Linked DNA regions of Homo sapiens: region 1 is linked to region 2. A link is a contact called in ENCODE Hi-C data. All regions are on one chromosome and are shown on one strand. The core of a region is the stretch at or near the end of the contact, and the rest is flanking DNA. Distances in the headings are between cores, read along the strand shown. Region 1 overlaps PDE4D (phosphodiesterase 4D). Region 2 overlaps PDE4D (phosphodiesterase 4D).

Region 1 (2,723 bases), core at 126-2,625, 65 kb after region 2:
TATATCCAGAGTTTCCATAAGAGCTCTGCTACATCTACTTAGACTCTTGGATGATTCCAGAACTGCTAATAGAGTGAAACACACAAACCTTTTAGAAAATAAATTTCACTAAGAAGAAAAAGAAATGAAGTTCTAATTGTGTTGGTAATGTCCCAGTCCCACCCACACATCACGAGAGAGAGAAAAAGAAATTCCAAGAAGGATTTGATAATTTCAAGGAACAAAGTGCTCAGGAGATATATTCACTGACCAATTCCCCAAGTGCTCATGTGTGAGCAATTCAAAAATTCTAAAAATACTATTCAGTGACATCTCAATAGTTCTTCAAAATATGAGATTGAAAAACAAGGCCTTTTTCCAAGTCACTCTCTTAAATATGGTTAACATTTTCATTACACAATAATTTTGAAGAGTTTTTGAGCCTATGGATACCTTAGTTACCAAAATACTATGAATGTGAGCTTCTGTAGTCATTAAAGAATAAAGATGACTAATTATTAATTTAAAGGTTATGAAAACACTCTTAAATATTAATGACTAAACACACTAACTGATAGGTTGTGTTTGGACTAACACTGACAGCAAGCTTCTTGTGAAGTCTGCTGGTCAAGTTACCAAATCAGAGGTGCAGAAAGACAAGAAAATTCTCAAAAATGCTTCCACAAGAAGAATCCTTGAAGTAATTTAGGCATCTAACCTCAAAAAAAAAAAAAAATAAGGTTTAATGGAGGAAATTATTGCTGTATTCTCTTGCATTATCAAGGCTAAGAAAGATTATTAGAATTATTTTGTATCTTTCTGGCAACATGCCTCATACCAAAGGGAGGAAGTGGCAGGGAAACAATTCATTACAAAGAATATTTTTCTAAAAATGAGTCCTAGGCAACAAGGAAAGAGCTTGTCTTACGAGTTGATGTTCTCTCCCGAAAAGGCAATTTTAAGCATTGAGAATGTTCTGAGATGGATTTCTGCAGAGTAGGAAGTTGGATTCTTATATATAGGAAATCCCTGTCAGTACTTAAATTCTACGATTCTATGATTTATTAAGAATAGCCACTTGTGACCACATAGGGCACAACCTGAAAACAGGGCAGCCGCCTAAGAGAAGGCCCTTAAATAGTTATGAGTGAATGCCCAATGTGAGGTGAAGAAAGGGAGAGGTCATTAGAAAGGAAGTTGTGTACAAAACACAAGATTTTACTGCCTTGGTGAATTTTGAACCACAGCCAAATTACTTTCTTCTCTGAGAAGATATGAGGAAGAGAATAAAACTCTTCAAGGCAACAGCATGATATAAATCCAAAGCATTTTCATACTTTGGGAACGTGCTTGCATGCAGAAGTGTGAGCCGGGGGAGGAATCTTGGGTGATAAGAAAAACACGTCAGCAGGGCAGAGTGGTGAATGGCCTTCAAGATAAGGATAAGTAATTGAAATTGGTTAGGAAAGCAACAGGGAGCCAGAAGAAGGAATTGAAATGAGTAATGGGAAGCCAGAAGATTAGAAAAGCTAGACGGATTACCTTGGGAAGCAGGATTTTGAGATGGTAATGGCCAAAGGGGAGATTGTAGAATCAAGACAGGAAACAAAAAGACAAGGATGGATAGACCTATTCCCGAAACAGGAATAGTACCTTCATGAGGTCCCAGAGAGGCAGTTTGTAATAACAAAAATGAGGCCTTCACTGAAGCTTGGGAGTTATATAACACTGATCTAGGATGGCATGCTTACCTGTCACCGTTGCTTGGTATCCATCAGGAAATGTTTGTTGCATGAATGAAGAAAAAGACACAGTTCCATTCTACATAAAATAATCATTCAAAATCACCAATTTGGGAAACAACAATCAACTATTAGATTGTTAAAATGTTGATAGTTTGTGAACCTTTTTTTTTTTTTTTTTTTTTTTTTTTAGCAATGACCCAATGTCACTGTAGTGTTTCTTCAGAACTGCTTAGACTTTTGTGTAGAAGTAAAAGAAAAGACCATCAGTTCTTAAGGTCTGAGCCTGAAAACAAACGTTCTTTATTTTGAATTTGTTTTCAATGTACAAAAGGTTTACATGAAAAATACAGGCAGGCTAATATTGCAAACAACATGTAATTTCAAAGAGGAAAAATATTCAGTACTTTCCCTCTCACTTTTTAAATTAGATTCAGTAACATGATTAACTCTTACCTACATGTTTTCAGAACTAAGATGAATAAATTAGAGGGGTGGTTCAATTTAAAACACCTTTTCCTTTTAGTAAATCTAATGTTTATGGTAGTCAATAAAAGAATTGCTCTTTTAGTCATAGAAAAGCCTCAGAAGCTCTTCTAATTCTTCTATTCTGTTGATTGATGCAAATTATCTCTACAGGGAATTAATTTTAATAGTTAATGAAATGAGGAGGCTGAAGATGCAGAAATCAGTGCCTTGAGTTATCTTTGTGTGTCTGCAAGGGCTAACTCTGCACTCTGCTGTATAGCCAGCAATGACAAGTATCCTGAATTGACTGAGGAACAATCTGAAAAAAATTCACAGGAATCTTAAAAGACTCAGCAGCCTTTAGCCAATATCCATTCTTAAGTGTGATTTAAGTGACACTTCCAAGTCTTATTAAAAAAAATAAGTAAACATAACTTTAAATACCTAAGATTTCTGGTTAGTAACATCTACCATGTTTAATGTTATGGTCGATTTTATTGTAGCAGCTTGATAAAAGATCACTACTTAATAAGT
Region 2 (2,850 bases), core at 104-2,603:
ATATATTATCAATATACTGATTTATATCTTGCTTCATTCCATAAAGGATTTAGATCAAAACAGAATAAAACAGTATGAGTTAGTTTATGAATTGAATGCTTGGTCTATAGAGGAACAATCAAACAAATAACTTTCTAGACTAAACCTTTTAGAAATTGATACCTGGAAAAGGACAGTCTAATGAAAGAATTTAGGGTCCTAGAAGAAGGAAAAAGATGCCTCCATGTTGAGTGAAAGTGCCACAGTCACCTCATTTTGCCTCTTCACTGGAGTTACCTCTCAGCATCACAAAGACAGTTTAAAACATTTAGATGTCCTACCTTTAAAAATTAAACCCTAAGCACCAAATAAGCAAATCATTAATCACCTTCCACAATCATTAATCCCAAATCTTCCTCTGGTGTCCTCAGAGGGGCCCTCCATGGCAGCATTCCACAGCCTCTCCTAGCCAGGGCCTTTAGCTTCTATCTTCCACTGTCCTTTTAGCCATGTGAATCCATCATTAAAAGGATGCAAAGGTATTTAAATAAAATGCCCTCCTAAATTGTTTAGCTATGAAATTCAATTGCATTCAACATAGCCTTGATGTTTCTGGCATGAAATTATAGTATTTTTACAAATAAGATTATAAAAAGTTGTTATATATCTTTTAAGTCAGGCAAAAAGCTGAACATGTTAGTCACACTGTGTTAGGTCATTCATGTTAGACCCTGGCATGTGATTCCAGGTCATAATGCTTCTAAAGGTCCTCTTAACTGCTGCTACATGAAATTTAAATTCCTAGAAAGCTGACTTGCATTTCCCTTCTTTCAACCATGCCATACTTGTTCCTGAATGCCAGGCTATCTCTCCATTCTAACAACTAGCCAGAAGGAAAAATAAGAAGAGCTATATAGTACTTATCTATCCAGTGAGGCAAACCCTTATCTTTGTTTGGCTTGGCAGTAAAAAGACTGAAAAGTGTAATGGAAAGAAGCCTTCGCAATAAAATCCTCCAGCTAATATTTCTAATGTAGCTTCAAAGAAGAAACACACATTCTTCATACCACTCTTTTAGCACGGAAGGGGTAGTGTTCTATTAAACCAAGTAATAGGACCACTTATTAACTTTAACTCATAACTGATAAAGAGTGAATTTGTAATACTATTGCTCAATAATCAACACACCAGCCCTAGGGCAGGTGGATGAGAGTACAAGTAGGAACTCTGTGCACAGGCTTCTATTTCAATTACTACTTCTGGTAAAATTTGAAGACTACCCTAGACCTCCTGTGTCTCAGCTTTTTCTCATTCTTGCTTCTCAAAAAGCAGGACAGAAAGAGGACCAGCACATGCCAAGTCCCGCCTCTCCAAAGGGTACAGAGCCTTTCTAGAGATGAGCTAGGGCTCGTGAAACCAAAGCACATATGTCTTTTACAATGTTTATTATTCCTTAGCACTGGCCTGTTGCCAACTTCTGATCGGTCCCTTCACGAAGAAAAGGCTCTAAATGTGAGAATGAGGATAGGGGGAGTCTTTGGAGATGAAAAGAGCAATTTGGCGAGACCTTTATTCTAAGCACGATAATTCACGAGCCTGAAATCTCACCCTATAGGGGCTCTTACAGTAGGACAAAGGGAAAGAGGGTTTTCTGTCAACAAACCCCTACAATCTCTTACTGCAGTACTGGAAGGGGAGGCTATAAATAAGAGGAAAACAACAACCATTGAGAAAGTCAAGAACCAAGCACAAAATTAATTAGGTCACCTGGAAAAAAACCACCACCTTCTTCCTTTGAGTCCAACATCATATTAATGAATCCCTGCAAGGGGCCCAGGAAGAGTAGGAGTTATACAGAGCATTAACATTCTACATTGGCTTAGTTTGGCCACAACAACAACAACAGATTGGTACGACATGCAGTGAAGCAGATGAAGGGTTACCTAACTCCAGGCACAAAAGAAAACCAACAGGACTCTCAACTTCTCCATACAGCTTTCAAACATATGTATTACAGATCTAGAGGAGCATGAATAAGCAAATTTGCATTCTTTCCAAAACTTCAGAGTTGAATAGCTTATTTCTTTCCAGTCAAAAGTATAGGTGAGGCTAATGCAATAAAAATAAAAAGTGCTTATAATTGCAGGCATTCAAAGAGTACATGGATCCTATGTATTACAACATAAACAAATGGGCTTAAACAGCAGAACTTAGGTAGAACAAAAACTGTTGCTTTGTAGCAAGGTACACTTGATAGAAAGGAGACTGGTAATTTCCCCTCCCAAGCAAATCTTAAGAGGTATAAAATGAACTCTGAAGAAAAGCCTAAGGCATAGAAGAAAAATAATTGACAAATGCCTACTACGTGCCAGGAACTGTTTCCAGGATCTTTTAATCTCAAGATTAAAGACTATTGATGTAAATTTGTCTGTAAGAATAATGAGGACCTTATTGCTGATGCCTGACCCTCACCAACAGAACAAGCAAGGCAATGGCACCAAGGCTCCCCCTGACTAGGAAACTCTGGTGATGCAGTTGGAAGTGGGCCACCGAGGTTTGCAGGCATGTCACCCAAGCATTCTAGAGACTGGGGATAGTAGCTCTGGTCAGCAAAAAAGGTAGATACGCCACAGCATCGACTCTGGATGGATCTGGTGTTGTTAGAAAATAAGCACCTGCCTAGAGTGGGAGAGGATGCCTCCCATCCTTCTCTGCAATGGATTTTTTAGCTGAAAGCCGAAAACTCTGTAACAAACCAGCAGGTGATTTTGGTGGTACCTTAAGCTCTCAGGGAGCTTTCATTTGAGACATTGTCATAAAAGCAGCTGGAAAGCCCTCCGAAACCTATATTTAGGTATCTATTATTCATCC

What was found. A loop is a pair of places that touch in the nucleus more often than their neighbours do. Pooled maps may share reads with other maps.
Region 1: a pooled map shows a loop between it and region 2 (5-fold over the local background). The contact joins two enhancer-like sites. A Hi-C loop is called at or near these places in 6 of 168 maps with a recorded cell type or tissue (Calu3, OCI-LY7, PC-3 and 3 more) and 6 of 50 pooled maps.

What each region holds. Positions count from the first base shown.
Region 1 is chr5:59,648,021-59,650,743 of GRCh38, forward strand. All of the region lies in intron 1 of PDE4D (phosphodiesterase 4D), which reads right to left. Among named protein-coding and RNA genes, the nearest start is that of MIR582, 54 kb to the right of the region's middle. Within about 2 kb of position 1,376, at least 3 of the 41 ENCODE cell types and tissues checked have a DNase peak (open chromatin) inside an H3K27ac peak, as active enhancers do.
Region 2 is chr5:59,582,547-59,585,396 of GRCh38, forward strand. The region is part of intron 1 of PDE4D (phosphodiesterase 4D); the gene reads right to left. Among named protein-coding and RNA genes, the nearest start is that of MIR582, 120 kb to the right of the region's middle. Within about 2 kb of position 1,354, at least 4 of the 41 ENCODE cell types and tissues checked have a DNase peak (open chromatin) inside an H3K27ac peak, as active enhancers do.